Linked DNA regions of Homo sapiens: regions 1, 3 and 4 are each linked to region 2. Evidence: chromatin loops called from intact Hi-C (ENCODE). Cell type or tissue: heart right ventricle. All regions are shown on one strand.

Region 1 (5,000 bases), 86 kb before region 2:
GAAGTCAGGAGATCGAGACCATCCGGGCTTACAGGGTGAAACCCCGTCTCTACTAAAAATACAAAAAATTAGCCGGGCGTGGTGGCGGGCGCCTGTAGTCCCAGCTACTCAGGAGGCTGAGGCAGGAGAATGGCGTGAACCCGGGAGGCGGAGCTCGCAGTGAGCCCAGATCGCGCCACTGCACTCCAGCACTCTAGCCTGGGCGACAGAGCGAGACTCCGTCCAAAAAAAAAAAATTATTTTGATGAGTACCTAATAATTGTTCAAGTTTATCTTTTAAGGTCTTCAAATTCTTATAGTACAGATGTTTTTCATCTTTTTCATATGTAGTAAGTTTGTGACTTTGATGTAATTTTTGGAATTCGGTTCAGGGTATTGGTGTTGGAAGGGACCTCAGAGGGGAAAATGAGGCCCAGGAAGGACAGTGGGGCCTGTATACACTAGTTAATTGCTTGGTCCAGTGCTCTTCTCATGACATTAAACTGCATCTCATTGGCCTGGCTGGAGGTCTTTAGAAAACACTAACATGTTGAGAAATATTAAAAACAACATAATTCTTCTCAGTAAAAGAAACTAAGGTGGTGGAATAAACTTTTTTTTATGCGTGTTTTTGAGTGTCAAATTGTATGAACACTTGGTTTGAGAAGATAGAATGTTTTGCGAATGATAGAGCATAAGAATGAAGCTGGGAAGTTAACTGTTAGCGAGAGCATGAGTTTAGGGTAATATTCCTGCTCTCCTATTGACTATCTTTGTGATTGGGAGCAAGTTAGAGATAACCCTGTCAGGGTCCTCATCTATAAAAAAAGAATGTAAATAAAAATAATCTCATCAAGTAGACCTTCAAAAATGTTTAAAAACTGTCTTTCAACATTTCATTAAAAAAGAAATGTTACTGTCTTAATGGATATGTGTTAATTATCTGGCTTTTTGGCAAGCTAAAATTATATCCTTGTGAAAGTTTATTGGGATAATAAAGAAAGGGGGATGAGTTGTATAAAATGTGTAAAGAGGGGTATTTTCTGTTTTTTTAAAAATGTGGTTGCAGTAGTGGAATGCCGAGACCACATTTCCGATAGGTGGCCTTTGTTAGAGTATGCAGTGTTGGAAGGATTTTTTTTCCCTCTTCATTTCATTTCTGGTGGGTTGGTAGGGGAATCTGAACTATCCAGAGGGAATCTTTTTTTTTTTTTTTTTTTGAGACACAGTCTCACTCTGTTGCCCCAGCTGGAATGCAGTGCTGCAATAGTGGCTCACTGAAACCTCCGTCTCCCAGGTTCAAGCAATTCTGCCTCAGCCTCCCGAGTAGCTGGGATTATGAGCCGCGCGTGCCACCACATCAGGCTAATTTTTGTATCTTTAGTAGAGATGGGGTTTCACCATGTTGGCCAGGCTGGTCTTGAATTCTTGACCTCAAGTGATCTGCCCACCTCGGCCTCCCAAAATGCTAGGATTACAGGCGTGAGCCACCACTCCCAGAGGGAATCTTTGAATAAAACAAAGCAGAGTACAAATAGCAGGTTCTTCCTGAGAGTCTCCAGGGTGCATTTTCTCTCCTCAGCCTGCCTTGTAGCTCCCAAACTGATGATATCATACTCAGTAACTAACTACAGGAAATTGTAATTTGTAGCCAGGTTCTCCAAGAAGGTATTAAGGAGTCTCTAAGAAGGTGCACTCCACACAGTTAACTTACATAGCTCAGGTAGCATCTACATTCTTAAAAAGTGAACCCAGAATAAGCAAATCAAAGATGCTCGGTGTTCCTTCTTGTTTTGTGGAGAAAGGTTAAGATTCATTCCTCTCTGTCTGCAACAAATAAACATGGAGGCTGGGCGCAGTAGCTCACACCTGTAATCCCAGTACTTTGGGAGGCTGAGGTGGGTGAATTGCTTGAGCCCAGGAGTTTGAGACCAGCCTGGGCAGCACGGCAAGACTCTTATCTCTACAGAAAGTACAAAAAATTAGCTGGGTGTGGTGGCATGCACCTGTGGTCCCAGCTGCTCAGGAAGCTGAGGTGAGAAGGTCACTTGAGTCTCAGAGGCAGAGGTTGCAGTGAACTGAGATTGTGACACTGCACTCCAGCCTGAGCAACAGAGTGAGACCCTGTCTCAAATAAACAAATACAACTAAAAATAAAAAATAAAAAAACCCAAATAAGCATAGAGCTTGCTGTGTTTAATATAGACTGAGGTAATTGGATTTTGTAGGAATCTCTTCCTGTCACTTCTTTCCCTTTCTTGCAGACTCAGCATTTAGGCAAGTAATGTAGTTGTTTTTTGTGCAAGGAATTGAGGAATGTGTGAAAATTAATTTTGTTTTCTGGTTGAGGAAGCTCTTTGGGCTAGAAGGAGAAGAAGGTAATATGTGAGCAAAGCACAGATTTAGCCACCTTGAGGATATGGTGTCTGCTTGTTGGCTTTTTGAACTTGTCAGTTAGGTAAGCAAATCTGGAAGAATTGCTTCTGATTTATGTTTTCCATTATTTTTGGCACATCGTAAGTGGGGAGGCAGATGATAGTGGAGTTCAGTTTCTTTTTCTACCTCTGATGGGCGAATGTCCTGGTGAATCTTCTTTTTCTTTGTTTCTGATGGTCACCACTAGGTGACCCCAGGAGAAGGTTTTACTGTGAAATGGGGTTCATGAGTTTATTTTCCTTGTCTCTGCTTGAGAATTAAGGTTCCCAAATACTTGTGACGTATTTCTTACCTTGGAATCTGTAAGTTCCTCTGAACTGATCTGCACCTAGCATTGAGATATAAGTATCCTAGGTTCTTTCATCTTGTACTCCAATTTTCCCAGGCTCTGTGCAGAAGCTCTTGCCAGGAATTGAAGAGAAGTGGCTAGGGATAAGGATAGATGGGAAACTGGCCAGTGTGCTGTATGAACTTACTAGAAAATTGAGACTACACTGAAATAGTCTCTCTCTTTTTTTTTTTTTTTTTTTTTTTGAGATGGAGTCCTGCTCTTTTGCCCAGGCTGGAGTGCAATGGCGTGATCTCAGCTCACTGCAACCTCTGCCTGTCTGGTTCAAGTGATTCTGAGCCTCAGCCTCCCAAGTAGCTGGGACCACAGGTGTGCACTAGCACACCTGGCTAATTCTTGTATTTTTAGTAGAGACAGGATTTCGCCATGTTGGTCAGGCTGGTCTTGAACTCCTTACCTCAGGTGACCCACCCGCATTGGCCTCCCAAAGTATTGGGATTACAGGTGTGAGCCGCTTCGCCTGGCCTGAAATAGTCTCTTAATGTCACCTTTAGAAGAGAGAGGGTCCTGGTACAGTGGCTCACATCTGTAATTCCAGCAGTCTGGGAGGCTGAGGCAGGATGATGCTTGGGTCCAGGAGTTTGAGATCACCTTGGCCACTGTAGCAAGACCCTGTTTTTTTGTTGTTTGTTTGTTTGTTTGTTTTGAGATGGGAGTCTCACTCTGTCGCCCAGGCTGGCGTGCAGTGGCACGATCTCGGCTCACTGCAAACTCCGCCTCCCGGGTTCACGCCATTCTCCTGCCTCAGCCTCCGGAGTAGCTGGGACTACAGGCGCCCACCACCACGCCCGGCTAATTTTTTTGTACTTTTTTTTTTTAGTAGAGATGGGGTGTCACCGTGTTAGCCAGGATGGTCTTGATCTCCTGACCTTGTGATCCGCCTGCGTTGGCCTTCCAAAGTGCTGAGATTACAGGCTTGAGTCACCACGCCTGGCCTGTTGTTTATTTTTTTGAGATGGAGTTTTGCTGTTGTTGCCCAGGCTGGAGTGCAATGGCACGACCTCAGCTCACTGCAACCTCTGCCTCCTGGGCTCAAGCGATTCTCCTGCCTCAGCCTCTCAAGTAGCTGGGATTACAGGCATGTGCCACCATGCCCGGCTAATTTTGTATTTTTAGTAGAGATGGGGTTTCACCATGTTGGTCAGGCTGGTCTTGAACTCCTGACCTCAGTTGATCTGCCCGCCTCGGCCTCCCAAAGTCCTGGGATTACAGGTGTGAGCCACTGCGCCCAGCCTAATACCCTGTTTTTATAAAAAATAAAAATAATTAAGAAAGAGAAAAAGGTGACTGTCTAGGAAAGCTAGAGGACTAGTCAAATCATACTCCTCCTTGACTGTATTGAGCAGTGAAATTCGAACTTCAAAATTATCGAATGTTAACATGAAAGCACCCTTTGCAATTATATAACCTTCTGATTTTACAGATGAGGAAACTGAGGCCCTGAGAAAGTGGGAGAATATTTGTCTCCCTTGCCACATTTCATTCTTTTCTGCTACTTGAGTGATATTTTGCATGCTTTGCAGACCTTTGATGAGTGGTGGATGCGGGGGGAACAAGCAAAAAATTTGTCTGGCAGGGCAGGAACAGACGTTATGGTAGTTTTTTTCTAGTCCAGGTTTCTGTTTCATGGTAAGAAAGAATACTGTGTGTGCAATAGCAAGACTTGGAACCAACTCAAATGTCCATCAGTAAGAGACTGGATAAAGAAGATGGCACATACACATCATGGAATACTATGCAGCCATAAAAAAGGATGAGTTCATGTCCTTTGCAGGGACATGGATGAAGCTGGAAACCGTCATTCTCAGCAAACTATCACAAGAACAGAAAACGGAACACCACATGTTCTCACTCATAAGTGGGAGTTGAACAATGAGAACACATGGATGTAGGGAGGGGAACATCACACACTGGGGCCTGTTGGGGGGGTGGGGGACTAGGGGAGGGATAACATTAGGAGAAATACCTAATGTAGGTGACTGGTTGACAGGTGCAGCAAACCACCATGCCATGCCATGTGTATACCTATGTAACAAAACTGTATGTTCTGCACATGTACCCCAGAACTTAAAGTATAATTTAAAAAGGAAAAAGAAAGAATACTGTGTGTACTGTGTGTAGACCGGGTACGGTGGCTCATGCTTGTAATCCCAGCACTTTGGGAGGTTGAGGTGGGTGGATCACTTGAGGTCAGGAGTTTGAGACCAGCCTGGCCAACATGGTGAAACCCTGTCTC
Region 2 (5,000 bases):
GATCCTCCTGTCTTGGCCTCCCAAAGTGTTGGCATTACGCGCATGAACCACCACACCCAGCTCCAGCCCCAGAAGCTTTTCATATTCACATTCGAGGCAAGAAGAGGGGAAGGTTGATGCCGGCTATATTCACCATTCCACCTTTTTTTTTTTTCTTTCTTTCTTTTTTTTTTTTTTCGAGACAGGGTCTCACTCAGTTGCCTAGGCTGGAGGGTAGTGGTGCGATTATGGCTCGCCACAGCCTTGACTTCCTAGGCTCAAGCAATTCTCTCACCTCAGTCTCCCGTGTAGCTAGGACTGCAGGCACATACCACCATACCTGGCTAATTTTTTATATTTTTTAGAGACAGAGTCTCGCCATGTTGCCCAGGCTGGCCTCGAACTCTTGGGCTCAAGCAGTTCTCCCACCTCTGCATTCCAAAGTGCTAGGATTATAGGCGTTAGCCACTGTGCCCAGCCTATTTTTCCCACTTTTATCAGAAAGGAAAAGCTTTCCCAGAAATTTCTAACAACTTTCATTGTCTCATAGGCCAAAATCATATTATATGATCAACCTCAAGTGCATGGGAAGCTGTGAAAGTGAACATTGAACTGGGTATAATGTTACCCTGAACAGTATGAAGGTCTATGAGCAAGAAAGAAGGGGTGAATGAATTATGAGTAAGCAGTTGATGGTATTTGCCACACAAACCTAGCAGATACATTTCCTTCTCTATGAAACCTTCTCTGATGCCCCCAGACTGAGTCAGTTGATTCTTCTTCTCTGTTCCTGTGGTGCTTTGTGCATGCTTTTACTCAATAATCTCTACTTTTTCTAGCTATCATTATTGGGGAACAGCTTAAGGACAGAGATTGTATTTACTCATTTTCTTACCCCCATTCTTCTGGCATTGTACCCAGCATGTAGGGATGTTATAATCTACACAAATGATTGAACATGTCCTTTTGTTCAGAGGACTCATCTACATTAGTTTAGCTAGAGAATGGTTTCAGCTTGAAGTACTAGATTAAGTAGTGTGTTCACTTCCTGCAGGATGTTCAGTGTCCTTGTTAAGGCATTTTTGTATATTTTGGTCACTCATTTGCTGCATTTTATAACTACCTACCAGATGCCAAATGTATGGCAAGTCTTCAAGAAATATTTGCCAGATGAATGAATTTGCCAGGCTTGTTTCTAGGCTTTGAAGATATAACTGCTGACAGTTTAGACAAAGTCTTGCATTTTCTAGTTCAAAGTCTTACATTTTCTAGTTCAGGAACCTATGTTCTAACTGAGTTAAAGTAGTCTAATTGCATGGACAACTTGTCCTCAAGCCTTTGCCAAAAGGACTTTGCCAAAAGGTCATCTTAATGAGGGTCCTGGAACAGGAATGAAAGGTAAAGAGAGAAGACTAGAAAATGTAAGGGAGACGTGATTTTGATTTGTGTGTGCCTAATTGTCTTTTTGAGAACAAAATCTTTTATTTTGATGAGGCCCAATTTATCAGTTGGATTATACTTTTATTGTATCTAAGACACTTTTGCCCTACCAAGGTCACATAGAGATTTTACCCTATATTTCCCTGTAGAAGTTTTATAGTTTTAGGTTTTACGTTCAAGTCTCTGATCCATTTCAAGTTAATTTTGTAAGTAGTATAAGTTATGCGTCCATTTTTTTTTCATATAGATATTCATCTGTTGAAAAGACCATCCTTTCTCTAATGAATTGCCTTTTTGCTTTTGTCAAAATGTTATTAGTCTGTATATGTGTTCGTCTACTTCTGGATTCTCTGTTCTGTTTCATTGATCTGTTGGTCTACATTTATACCAATACCACACTGTCTTGATTACTGTAGCTTACATTAAATGATTACTGTAGCTTATATTAAATCTTGAAATCAAGTAGTGTTAATCTTGTAACTTTGTTCTTTTCAAAGTTGTTTTGGCTATTCTGGGTTCTTTGTATTTCCATACATATTTAGAGTCAACTTGCCAACTTCTGCAAAGAAACCTTTCAAGATTTTGATTGATATTTGACATCCTAACAGTACCGAGTCTTCTGATCCATTAACATGGCATATCTTTCCATTTATTTAGGTCATCTTTAATTTTTCTCAACAGCATTATGTACTTTTCAGGGTACAGGTTTTATATGTCTTATCAGATTTTTCCCTAAGTAGTTCATATTTTTTGGTGTTATTTTAAATTGTTTTGTGTTATATAAATTTGGTGCTATTTTATTGCTTTCTTAATTTTAATTTCTAATTGTTCATTGCTAGTATATAGAACTATAATAGCATTTTGTATGTTTATATTGTGTCCTGCAACCATACTAAACTAACTTTTAATAGCTTTTTTGTACATCCATCAGATTTTCTACATAGACAGTCATATTACCTGTGAATAATGATAGTTTTACTTTTCCTTTCCACCACCCTGGATACCTTTTATTTCTTTTCCTTTTCTTTTTCTTCTTCTTCTTATTTATTTATTTTTTTTCTGTATTACACTGGCTTGAACCTCTAGTACGAAGTCAAATAGAAGTGGTGAGAGTGGGCATCTTATTCCTTTGTTTTTCATAGATAACCTTTAGCAGTTAAGGATCTTACTAGTTTGTTCAGCGTTTTTATCTGAGGTGGATGTTGAATTTTGTCAAATGCTTTTTCTGTATCTATCAAGGTAATTATATGGTTTTTAGCTTTAGTTTGTTAATATGGTGAATTATATTGATTTTTTTTGTTGTTGTTTTAATGTTGATGGGGTCTCGCTCTGTTGCTCAGGCTAGAGTGCAGTGGTGTGGCCGTGGTTTTCTGTAACTTTGAACTAGTGGGCTGAAGGGATCCTCTCGTCTTAGCTTCTCAAGTAGCTAGGACAGTAGATGTGTGCCGCCATGCCTGGCTAATTTTTAATTTTTTTTTCTAAAAAAAAAAAAAAAAGAAATAACCTTCTTTATTCAGAGTAATATTCTTTACTGTGAAATCTGTTTTGTCTGATATTAATAACTACTCCAGCTTTCTTTTGACTAGTGCTAACAGGGCATATCTTTGTCATTATTTTACTTTTAATCTATTTGTGTCTTTATATTTAAAGGGTATTTATTGTAGGCAGCATGTAATTGGGTTTTGCATTTTTATCCAATTTGACAGTTTCCGGTTTTTAACTGAGGTCTTCAGACCATGTACATTTAATATGATTATTGATATTGCTGGGTTTAAGCCTGTCATTTTGCTGTTTGTTTTCTATTTGTCCCATCTGTTCTTTGTTCCCTTTTCTTCTTTTTCTGCCCTCTTGTGTACTAATTGAATATTTTCAATTTTTTTTTCTTTTTTTTTTTTTTTTTTTTTTTTTTTGAGACGGAGTCTTGCTCTATCGCCCAGGCTGGAGTGCAGTGGCGAGATCTAGGCTCACTGCAACTTCTGCCTTCCGGGTTCACGCCATTCTCCTGCCTCAGCCTCCCGAGTAGCTGGGACTACAGGCGCTCGCCACTGCGCAGCCCAGCTAATTTTTTGTATTTTTAGTAGAGACGGGGTTTCACCGTGGTCTTGATCTCTTGATCTCCTGACCTCGTGATCCGCCCGCCTCGGCCTCCCAAAGTGCTGGGATTACAGGCGTGAGCCACTGCACCCGGCCTTTCAATTTTTTTTATGATTTCATTTTATCTACTTTGTTGGTTTACTAGCTATAACTTGTGTTATTTTAGCAGTTGCTTTAGGATTTATAGTACACATTTAACTTATCACAGTCTACTTTTAGGTGATACAATATCACTTTCCACATAGTATAAGAACTGTACAGAACTGCCAGGCACAGTCATGTGCACCCATACTCCCAGCTGTTTGGTAAGCTGAAGGGGGAGGGTTGCCTGAGCCCAGGAGTTTGAGTCCAACTTGGATCACATGATGAGACCCTGTCTCTAAACAACAACAAAAAGAACTTCACAAAACTCTATTTCCATTTCTCTCTTCCTAGCCGACGTGCTATTGTCATCTATTTTACTTTTACATATGTCATAAACCTAACACTACATGGTCATTTTTGTTTAAACAGTCAATTACCTTTTAAAGGGATTTGAATAATAAGTACAAAATCTAATACATTAACTGTGTAGTTAGCATTTCTGGTGCTCTTCTTTCTTTTCTGTAGATCCATACTTCCATCTGGCATTATTTTCCTACTGCCAGAAGGACTTCCTTTAACATTTCTTGTAGTGTAGATCTGCTGGTGATGAATTCTTTCAGCTTTTGTAATTCTTTTGTCTTTGAAAGGTATTTTCCCTGAGTATAGGTTAATAGCTTTTTCCTTTCAGTACTCTAAAGATGTTGCTCCAGGCCAGGCGCGGTGGCTCACTCCTGTAATCCCAGCACTTTGGGAGTCTGAGGTGGGCAGAACACTTGAGGTCAGGAGTTTGAGACCAGCCTGGCCAACATGGTGAAACCCCGTTGCTACTAAACATATAAAAAAAAAAAAAAATTAGCCAGGCATGATAGTACGTGCTTGTAGTCCAAGCTACTCAGGAGGCTGAGGCACAAGAATTGCTTGAACCCGGAAGGTGGAGGTTGTAGTGAGCCAAGATCACACCACAGCACTCTAGCCCGGGCGACAGAATGAGACCCTGTCTCAAAAAAATAAAAATAAAAAAAAGATGTCGCTCCTCTGTCTTCTCACTTTATAATTAGTTTATTCTCATGCTGCTATGAAGAAATACCCAAGACTGGGTAATTTGTAAAGGAAAGAGGTTTAATTGACTCAGTTCCGCATGGCTGGGAATGCCTCAAGAAACTTACAAGCATGGTGGAAGGCACCTCTTCACAGCACAGCAGGAGAGAGAATGAGTACCAGGAGGGCAAATGCCAGATGCTTATGAAACCATCACATCTATGAGAACTCACTCACTATCGCGAGAATAGCATGAGGGAAACCGCCCCTGTGATTCAGTTACCTCCCACTGGGTCCCTCCCACCACACATGGGGATTATTACAGTTCAAGTTGAGATTTGGGTGCGGACATGGAGCCAAACCAT
Region 3 (5,000 bases), 230 kb before region 2:
CAATAAAGAATCAAATAGGACCAACAAAGTCCAGGTTATTACTACTACAGAATTTTGGTTCTTTTTCTCCAAAACAGAATAGAGACCAATACTAAGACCACACAACAGTCCCAATGTCTCTGGATGCAACCTCTGAATACTTCCATTCTAAGTAAAGAATGGAATATATGCTTATGTGATTCGGAATTTTAAACATTTTTTGCCCCAACAATACAGAATTTGGAATTGCACTGTAAGGATCTCATGATTCAGTCTACTCTAGCCAGAATGCTTGAGCAAAGACAGAATGAACTAATCATTCGAAATCCAGCAGATGAAACCACCATATGCCATGCACTACAGAAATCTCATTCAATTATTCCAAGAACATAATTTTTTTTTCTTTTTTGAGAAAGGGTCTCACTCTGTTTCCCAGACTGGAGTACAATGGCACAATCTCAGCTCACCACAACCTCCATCTCCCAGGCTCAAGCGATTCTCCTGCCTCAGCCTCCTGAGTAGCTGGGATTACAGGTGCATGCCACTACCACCCGGCTAATTTTTTTGTATTTTTAGTAGAGACAGGGTTTCACCATGTTGACCAGGCTGGTCTTGAACTCCTGACTTCAAATGATCCCCCATCTACGGCCTTCCAAAGTGCTGGGATTACAGGTGTGAGCCACCGTGGCCAGCCCCAAGTATATAACTTTTAAATTAATGATATTTTAAATTTTTTGACCAATTCCATAGTTTAACTCCTTCCAATTGTGTACACACTAAAACAATTTCCCAGTGTAATTTGTTTTTCTAATACACATAACCAAGTCTCTAGAATTTATTAATATCACTCCTAAAGGTCAAACACTTAACTTCTTAGTAAAAATTTGGATTTAAAGGCAGACTCTTATCTAAAAACGGGAAAATGTGAGCTTCACTAGTAAAAGATAAATGAGACTTGAATATATATAAAAAAGAAACAAGACCAGGCACAGTGGCTCACGTCTTTGATCCCAGCACTTTGGAAGGCTGAGGCGAGAGGATCACTTGAGGTCAGCAATTCAAGACCAGCCATAGTGGCTAACGCCTGTAAAGCTCAATACTTTGGAAGCCGAAACCAGCCGGGGAAACACAGTGAGACCCCGTCTCTACTAAAAAAAAAAAAAAAAAAAAAAAAAAAAGACCAGCCTCAGCAACATAGTGAGATTCCATCTCTACAAAATAAAATAATTAGATGGGTGTAGTGACACATGCCTGCAGCCCCAGATGTTTGGCAGGCTAAAGTAGAAAGATTATTTGAGCCCAGAAGTTTGAAGATTCAATGAGCTATAACTGAGTCACTGCACCCCGGCCTGGGCAAGGATCAAGACCCTGTGGAAGACAGGAAAGGAAGGAAGAGAAGGAGGGAAAGGAGGAAGGGAAGGAAGAAAGGAAGGGAAGGGAGGGAAAGGAGACAATAAAAATTACCCTTTTCTATTAAATTAGAAATATTTACAAAAAGATTTACTGCTGACCAGGGAGTTCAGTCATTTACATAAAATTGTTTGCTTTTAAAGAAGTCATGGCCAGGCATGGTGGCTCACGCCCATAATCCTAGCACTTTGGAAGGCCCAGGAAGGCAGATCACTTGAGCTCACAAGCTTGAGACCAGCCTGGACAATATGGCAGGACGCCATCTCTACAAAAAATACAACAATTATCAGGGCATGATGGTACGTGCCTACAGTCCCAGCTACTCAGGAGGCTGAGGTGGGAGGATGGCTTGAGCCTGGGAGGCAGAGTTTACAGTGAGTCAAGATGAGGCTACTGAGGGCCGGGGGCGGTGGCTCACGCCTGTAATCCCAGCACTTTGGGAGGCAGAGGCAGGGCAGATCACGAGGTCAGGAGATGGAGACCATCCTGGCTAACACGGTGAAACCCCATCTCTACTAAAAATACAAAGAATTAGCCGGGCGTGGTGGCGGGCGCCTATAGTCCCAGCTACTCGGGAGGCTGAGGCAGGAGAATGGCGTGAACCTGGGAGGCGGAGCTTGCAGTGAGCCGAGATCGCGCCACTGCACTCCAGTCTGGGCGACAGAGCAAGACTCCGTCTCAAAAAAACAAAAACAAAAAAAAGATGGAGCTACTGAATTCTAGCCTGGGCAATACAGCCAGTTTGTCTAAAAATAATAATAATAATAATAATTCCTATCTGCCTAGCAGAGTCCAGGTTATTTAATTAATTAATTTAAAGTGATAATTTAAATTCATTTATTTCCTGAGTACCTACACTGTACTAGGCAACATTTTAGTCACTGAAAATGAAAATATACTGTTAACAAAACAGACTTCAGACTAAATTCTATTTCTAAAAATTTTAACAGTTTACTGCATATGGCATATTATGGCTAATTATTTAGCCATTAAAATATGAATCTGAAGGCCGGGCGCGGTGGCTCACGCCTGTAATCCCAGCACTTTGGGAGGCCAAGGCAGGCAGATCACGAGGTCAGCAAATCGAGACCATCCTGGCAAATACGGTGAAACCCCGTCTCTACTAAAAAATACAAAAAATTAGCCGGGTGTGGTGGCGGGCGCCTGTGGTCCCAGCTACTCAGGAGGCTGAGGCAGAAGAACGGCGTGAACACGGGAGGCGGAGCTTGCAGTGAGCGGAAATCGCGCCACCGCACTACAGCCTGGGCAACAGAGCGAGACTCCGTCTCAAAAAAAAAAAAAAAAAAAATCCGAAGACCGGAACTATGTAAAGAAAAGGGAAATGCTCAGTATACAACATTAAGTGAAGTGAGAAAACAATTTTTTTTTATTTTTTATTTATTTTTTTGAGATGGTCTCTCACTCTGTTGCTCAGGCTGGTGTGCAGTGACGCCAACTCGGCTCACTGCAAGCTCCGCCTCCCAGGTTCACGCCATTCTCCTGCCTCAGCCTCCCGAGTAGCTGGGACTACAGGCGCCCGCCACCACGCCCGGCTAATTCTTTGTATTTTTAGTAGAGACGGGGTTTCACCGTGTTAGCCAGGATGGTCTCGATTTCCTGATCTTGTGATAACCCCGCCTTGGCCTCCCAAAGTGCTGGGATTACAGGCGTGAGCCACTGCACCCAGCCCCAACAAAATTTTTAACAAAATAGGTGCAGGGGGAAAGAACAGCAAGAAATAACACAAAAATGTAATCTGTTTTTCTAGAATGATGAAATTATTGGTACTTTGTATTTCCCATAACAAAATTATTACATCTGCAAATAAATTAAAAAGAAATGAAAAGGCTGGGAGTGGTGGCTCACGCCTATAATCCCAGCTACTCAGGAGGCTAAGGCAGAAGAATCGCTTGAACCTGGGAGGCAGAGGTTGCAGAGAGCCGAGTTCGCACCACTGCACTCCAGCATGGAGGACAGAGTGAGACTGCCTACAAAAAATAAAAAAAATTAAAAATGTACACTACATTATTTTTTACAGACTAACATAATATTCAGAAAAGTAGTATGCCACATTTTCAGACTATTTGATACTGAGGGAAGTGGCTCAATATGTTGAACAGGAACTAAAAATAGTATAATACTTTTTAAACTGTTAAAACGATAAAAGCAAAAAGGTGGTAAGAGATGACTATATAAACAAACATGTTTGAGTCTTATAATCACCCATCAGGGAAGGACTCTAAAAATACATAGAACCTTTTAATAAACCCCATCAATTTCTATTTGAAGCTTCTATTTTAATTCAACTAAATGTCAAATTATTCCTTTAAACTCTGCCACCAGATATCAAGGTACCTGATGTTAGCTGTAAACACTGAAGGTAAACAAATTACCTGGGGGGAAAAAATTGCCAAAGGGCCATCCCAAGACACTTCTGCTATTCGATTATGAACCTTTTAAACAATAGATTACATACACTCAATATAATTTAGGAAACTTGCCTGCCTGTCTCACAGGTAAATCCAGCTGTTCCGACATAGTAATCTGGAGCAGTGTTGAGACAAAATTCAGAGACTTGTGTGCCTACAAAGAAAAAAAGTCCATTTTAAACTTCTGCAAATAAATATACTTTAAAATTACAGATCAAAGAGGCTCCAATACATTTCCATTGCTTGGCTTGCACAAAAGGCTCTTCATAACTGGTTCCAGTCTTATTTCTCATCACTCCCTTATATTGAACTTTAAGGAATTTGATGACTTAAATTCTAAAACTTTTTGGATGTTTTCATTAGCCTGTATAGCACTGCACTTCCCATTTATCCCAACTAGCATTCTTTTTTCTTTAATTTTTGAGACAGAGTCTCACTCTGTCGCCCAGGCTGGAGTGCAGTGACGCAATCTTGGCTCACTGCAACCTCCGCCTCCCCAGGTTCAAGCGATTCTCCTGCCTCAGCCTCCCGGGTAGCTGAGACTACATACAGGTGCACATGACCACACCCCGCTAATTTTTTTTTTTTTTTTGAGACAGTCTTACTGTCGCCCCCAAGGCGAGAGTGCAGTGGCGTGATCTCGGCTCACTGCAACCTCCACCTCCTGGGTTCAAGCGATTCTCCTTCCTCAGCCTCCTGAGTAGCTGGGACTAGCGCTACCATGCTCAGCTAATTTTTGTATTTTTTTAGTAGAGACGGGGTTTCACTGTATTGGCCAGGCTGGTCTCGAACTCCTGACCTCGTGATCTGCCTGCGTCTGTCTCCCAAACTGCAGGGATTACACGTGTGAGCCACTGTGCCCAGCCCTAATTTTTTATATTTTTACTAGAGTCGGGGTTTCACCATATTGGCCAAGCTGGTCTCGAACTCCTGACCTCGTGATCCACCCGCCTCGACCTCTGAAAGTACTGGGGTTACAGGCGTGAGCCATTGCGTCTGACCCCCAACTAGCATTCTTTTTTTTTTTTTTTTTTTTTTTTTTTTGAGACACAGTCTCGCTCTGTCGCCTGGGCTGGAGTGCAGTGGCATGATCTCGGCTCACTGCAACCTCTGCCTCCTGGGTTCAAGCGATTCTTCTGCCTCAGCCTCCTGAGTAGCTGAGACTACAGGCACGTGCCACCA
Region 4 (5,000 bases), 330 kb before region 2:
GCTATTAACCTACCACCACCTAACAAATACCTGAAAAGACAAATCAGGACTACAAGGAATCATCTGAGCAGATGATCTGTTCTTTCCCTTACTCTCCAACAAACCTTTTCCACCTAAATGTTTTTCAATGCTTCAATATATGTTGTTAAAAATGAAAAAAGATGTCTTCTCTTAATTTTCAAATTTACTTCATTTAGGAGGTACTCAATGAAACTGTAAGACAACTTGCTTTGTTTTGTGTTTTAGAAAAACCGACTTCCTTTTACCTACTTACCTATGCTTATTTATCTGAAATAATTCAATGTAATTCTCTAAAATATTTTTCCAAGGGTTTACTGAAACAAATAATTTTGTCTCTTACAATAACATACTTAATAGCACCTGAATCAATGAAGAGTTATTTGGGAGTACTTCTCTAGTGTTACGATTAAGACCAACATGCTTAATGGACCCAAACAGGCTGGCTGCCCCTGCCTCGCTCTCCAGCCTTGTTTCATATCACCTTCCCAGGCAGAACTGCCCTAACTGGCCAGGCTTCATTCAGTATCTCCAATTTACTTTGGTCTCTCCAACCTCCTGGCTTTCTGCATGTGCCATTCTCTCTATTTGGAACATTCTCTTGCCTTTGCTTCCTGCTTCCCTTCCCAGCAACCTCTGCTTCTTCACCCAGTTAACCCCTATTCAACCTCAAGATCTCTCCAAAAATCCCTTCCTTGACCTCCCAAACTAACATTCCCTTCTATACATCCCAGAGTACCACATACTTTTCTTCAATAGCACTTACTGCAGCTGTAAATTATGTTTATGTGATTATACGAATGACACATTAGGATTTCAGAAAATGCTATGAATCATAAATTATGTTCATAACTGTTGATTCTCAAACTCAGAAACAAAATATAGTAGACAAAACTCTCACCTGGGGGCGGCTCAAAGAAGGCTTCCTGCTCCTCCTCGATGGGCTCAGTGTCGTTGTGGGCTGTCCGTTTGTGCATGGCCAGCGTGGAGATCTGCTTGTATGTCTTCCCACAGTGGTTACAGTTGTAAGGTTTGGAATGAGTGTGGACAACATGATGTTTGTACAAACTGGAATATTCTGTAAACCTTTTGTCACACCCAGGAACTGTACAAACATATGGCTTTTCTCCTAAAGAGCAACACCAAAAAAAAGTTCAACTTTTACATATGTAGGCAAAATCATTCCATACTTCCCCCCCAGGGGGTAAAATACCTCTAAAAATAAAGAATTGCCAAACCCCTCCTCATCCCACCATGAGGCAGCACACAAGAAAAGATTCCCTAACTATGGTTTTGACTTGACTCAAAAGGTAGTATGATCCTTAGTGCTGTCTCCATGCATCAACACCAGGTTCTCCTTAATCTCAAGGAATGAGAAAAGGATGGAGATGTTGCCCAGTTTAACTCTAACTTTAATGAAACTGTAATTTGTTTCCCATAATTAGATAATCTAGATACTGTTATAGTCTATTAATAATAATAAATGCTATTATCGTAACTTATGCAGCTTCCTAAGAATTTCATAAAGATAATAAAAAAGGATTGTCTTTAAAAGTCTATTAAACCTAGTTAGATATGTCAATACAACTAAAAGGACAAACATGTTTCATTTAACTTAACCTGACTTCTTACATCCAATCAAAAGCTACTGAGTATTCACTAATAGCAAGCAGGCAATACATAGGGAAGTAAATACTTTAATTTTTGTCCCATGAAACAGCTTGAGAACATTATAGGCAGTACACATATTTTTAGAACTTTTTACTACAGAAAATTTCAAATATACACAAAAGTATAGAGAAACAGTTCCCCATGTACCAATCATCCAGCTTCAACTATCAGTTCATGACCAATATTGTTTCTTATATTTACTACCCATTTCCCCCTTCTTCCCGACCAGGATTATTCCGAAACAGTTGCAGGTAACATTCTTTTTCTTTCAGGCTGTATACCAAAAAGATGGGTCCCAGTTTAAAAAATATGTAAACAAAATTAATAATAATTACTTAATATCACAAAATATCTAGACAGTGCTAACATGTGGTGGTGTAGGGACCTAAAACTGAAAGCAAACTGGAACAAATTAACCTAATTGTTTAAATGAATACTTTTAACTACACTGAAGGGGCTGGGGTGGGGGAACAAATAAATTAATTAAAGTAGCTCATTTACACAGTATTTGACTTATGCCCTCAGTCTTGGGCTCAGTGGCGAGAGTGAGGGGAAGAATTGCAAACAAATATTCAGCTCATTTGTAGTAGGCTTGTTTACTGTAGTGGTATGGGTGAAGGGATTCTGAAACTATTTTAGATGGAATAAAAGACTGAGCAAATGAGTAAATATTTCAAATGCTGCTGGAAGGGCTCCAGCTGTGGAAAAAGGAGAATACAAATATGGAATGGGGGAAGAAAAACAAAAAGAACCCTGTGGTGAAATGGAATTGGAGGTATTGGTGTGAACTCAGATTTTTAAAATGTACATATGAAAGTGTGTATACATATGCATGTCCTGGTTTATTCTCATTCGACACATTCCTTGGGTAACTGCACCTTTCGCAGTGGTTCTAAACACAGTAAACCCCCCCAAAAATAAGATACCACACTAATGTACCGTAACATAAGTCTTACACATAAAGTAATTGGCGATTTCTTCCTGTCCTCTGCCCAGTTCCCATTCCCAAAGCAGGCAGGTTAATGTTCTTATTTTGGTGGATAGTTGCTGAGATGTGGTGAGGGCAAGAGAAAGGGCAGCCAATTTCAACTTGGAAAAATCAGCCCAATTGATATTTAGGCTAGAGCAGAAACTGCCACTAGGTGGCACCAAACCACAGCCAAGAGGCGAATGGATTTGGATTGAGCTTTTGAGCTCCCTTACTGGCTAGTTACATAGCTTCACCTGGGTCATCTGACGAGCCTTGCAAAGAAAAAAAAAGAAAAAGAAAAGAAAAAAGGACTGCATTTCACAGGTCTGAATCTTTACTCTACTGGATATTGTGACCAGTTATTGTAGCAATTACCTGATCATTAGCCAATCTTTTCTTCCAGCCCAGACCCACCTCTTAGGTCAGACCAACATTTATAACTGCATACTCTCTCTACTTCAATTATTCTCAAAACAGTCTACTAAAAGACCTGGGGAGCTTTAAATACACCCTGATGCCTGGGCCTCACCCCAGTACAATTATGTCAGAATCTTTGCAGACAGGATCTGGGCAATCAGTCTATTTTAAAGAGATACATCCAATATGCAGACTCATTTGAGAGCACTGCTCTACCTAAATGTTCCAAAGACATCAGTATGGCCAAACTTAATGTAGGCATCTCTCTTATTGAATGCTAATTTGCCCATAAAATGTGTTGAATGGCTAGCTTTCAGATAATTAGTCTGTATTCCATTGCTTTTTTCTTTTCTTTTTGAGACGGAGTCTCGCTCTGTCACCCATGCTGGAAGTGCAATGGTGTGATCTCGACTCACTGCAACCTCCACCTCCTGGATTCAAGTGATTATCCTGCCTCAGCCTCCTGAGTAGCTGGGATTACAGGCAGCTGCCACCACACCCAGCTAACTTTTGTATTTTTTGGTAGAGAATTGGTTTCGCCATGTTGGCCAGGCTGGTTTTGAACTCCTGACCTCAAGTGATCCACCCACCTTGGCCTCCCAAAGTGCTGGGATTACAGGCATGAGCTACTACTGCGCCAAGCTCTATCTATATTCCATTAATTTAAATGGGAAAAATAATGTTTTCCCAGCCCATCCAAAAAGCCCCAGCCATTTTCTCCAAATATTACAAAAAGGCACTTAAGCACATATATTTTAATAAGAAGCACTTAAAAGATGAATTGTCTTTTCCTTTTTTTTTTTTTTTTTTTGATATGGAGTCTCACTCAGTCGCCCAGGCTGGAGTGCAGTGGCATGATCTTGACTCACTACAACCTCCACCTCCCAGGTTCAAGCAACTCTCCTGCCTCAGTCTCCCAAGTAGCTGGGATTGCAGGTGCCCACCACCAGGCCTAATTTTTGTATTTTTTGGTAGAGACAGGGTTTCACCATGTTGGCCAGGCTGGTCACGAAACTCTGACCTCAAGTGATCTGCTCACCTTGACCTTCCCCAAGTGCTGGGATTACAGGTGTGAGCCACCATGCCTGGCCATAATTATTTAACAGTAAGTGAACTCATTCGTAGGTACATGTTTATGTATAGCACACAAAAATTGCATATCAGGGCTGGGCGTGGTGGCTCACCTGAGGTCAGGAGTTCAAGATCAGCTGGGCCAACATGGTGAAACCCTGTCTCTACTAAAAATACAAAACTTAGCTCAGCGTGATGACATGCGCCTGTAATCCCAGCTACTCGGGAGGCTGAGGCAGGAGAATCACTTGAACCCAGGAGGCAGAGGTCGCAGTGAGCTGAGGTCACGACACTGCACTCCAGCCTGAGCGACAGAGCGAGACTCCATCTCAAAAAAAAAGTCTTTTGGCCAGGCATGGTGGCTCACGCCTGTAATCCTAGCACTTTGGGAGGCCAAGGTGGGTGGATCACAACGTCAGGAGATGGAGACCATCCTGGCCAACATGGTGAAACCCTGTCTCTACTAAAAATACAAAAATTAGCTGGGCATGGTGGTATGCGCCTGTAGTCCCAGCTACTCAGGAGGCTGAGGCAGGAGAATCACTTGAACCCAGGAGGCGGAGGTTGCAGTGAGCCTAGATCGTGCCATTGCACTCCAGCCTGGGTGACAGGGCGTGACTCCATCTTAAAAAAAAAAAAAAAAAGAGGCTGGGCGTGGTGGCTCACACCTGTAATCCCAGCACTTTGGGAGGCCGAGGCGGGTGGATCACAAGGTCAAGAGATTGAGACTGTCATGGCCAACATGGTGAAATCCCGTCTCTATTAAAAGTATAAAAATTAGCTGGGCGTGGTGGCAGGTGCCTGTAGTCCCAGCTACTCAGGAGGCTGAGGCAGGAGAATCGCTTGAACCCAG

What was found. Hi-C counts contacts between places; a loop is a spot of excess contacts. Peaks named below come from ENCODE experiments on the same cell type or tissue, not always from the same donor. Only the 100,000 strongest peaks of a DNase experiment are listed, where the experiment ranks them.
Region 1: it touches region 2 in a loop (2.0-fold over the local background); 20 of 110 quality-filtered maps call a loop at or near these places.
Region 3: a loop joins it to region 2, with 2.5 times the contacts of the local background. A loop is called at or near these places in 10 of 110 quality-filtered maps.
Region 4: a loop joins it to region 2, with 2.3 times the contacts of the local background. A loop is called at or near these places in 41 of 110 quality-filtered maps.

The regions. Positions count from the first base shown.
Region 1 is chr11:9,257,977-9,262,976 of GRCh38, reverse strand. The region is part of intron 1 of DENND5A (DENN domain containing 5A); the gene reads left to right. Among named protein-coding and RNA genes, the nearest start is that of DENND5A, 4.9 kb to the left of the region's middle. RefSeq lists a silencer at 2,055-2,114. In heart right ventricle, a CTCF peak has its summit at 2,606; no DNase peak of the experiment used is centred here; H3K27ac peaks cover 2,037 bases.
Region 2 is chr11:9,172,432-9,177,431 of GRCh38, reverse strand. The region is part of intron 8 of DENND5A (DENN domain containing 5A); the gene reads left to right. Among named protein-coding and RNA genes, the nearest start is that of SCUBE2, 83 kb to the right of the region's middle. In heart right ventricle, no CTCF peak of the experiment used is centred here; no DNase peak of the experiment used is centred here; H3K27ac peaks cover 598 bases.
Region 3 is chr11:9,402,262-9,407,261 of GRCh38, reverse strand. IPO7 (importin 7) reads right to left here. Exons shown (of 25, transcript NM_006391.3): 2 at 3,891-3,972. Among named protein-coding and RNA genes, the nearest start is that of IPO7, 20 kb to the right of the region's middle. In heart right ventricle, no CTCF peak of the experiment used is centred here; no DNase peak of the experiment used is centred here.
Region 4 is chr11:9,504,766-9,509,765 of GRCh38, reverse strand. It overlaps ZNF143 (zinc finger protein 143), which reads right to left. Exons shown (of 16, transcript NM_003442.6): 12 at 920-1,147. Among named protein-coding and RNA genes, the nearest start is that of ZNF143, 46 kb to the right of the region's middle. RefSeq lists a silencer at 2,794-2,913. In heart right ventricle, CTCF peaks have their summits at 2,616 and 2,827 (motif pointing right); a DNase peak (open chromatin) is centred at 2,825.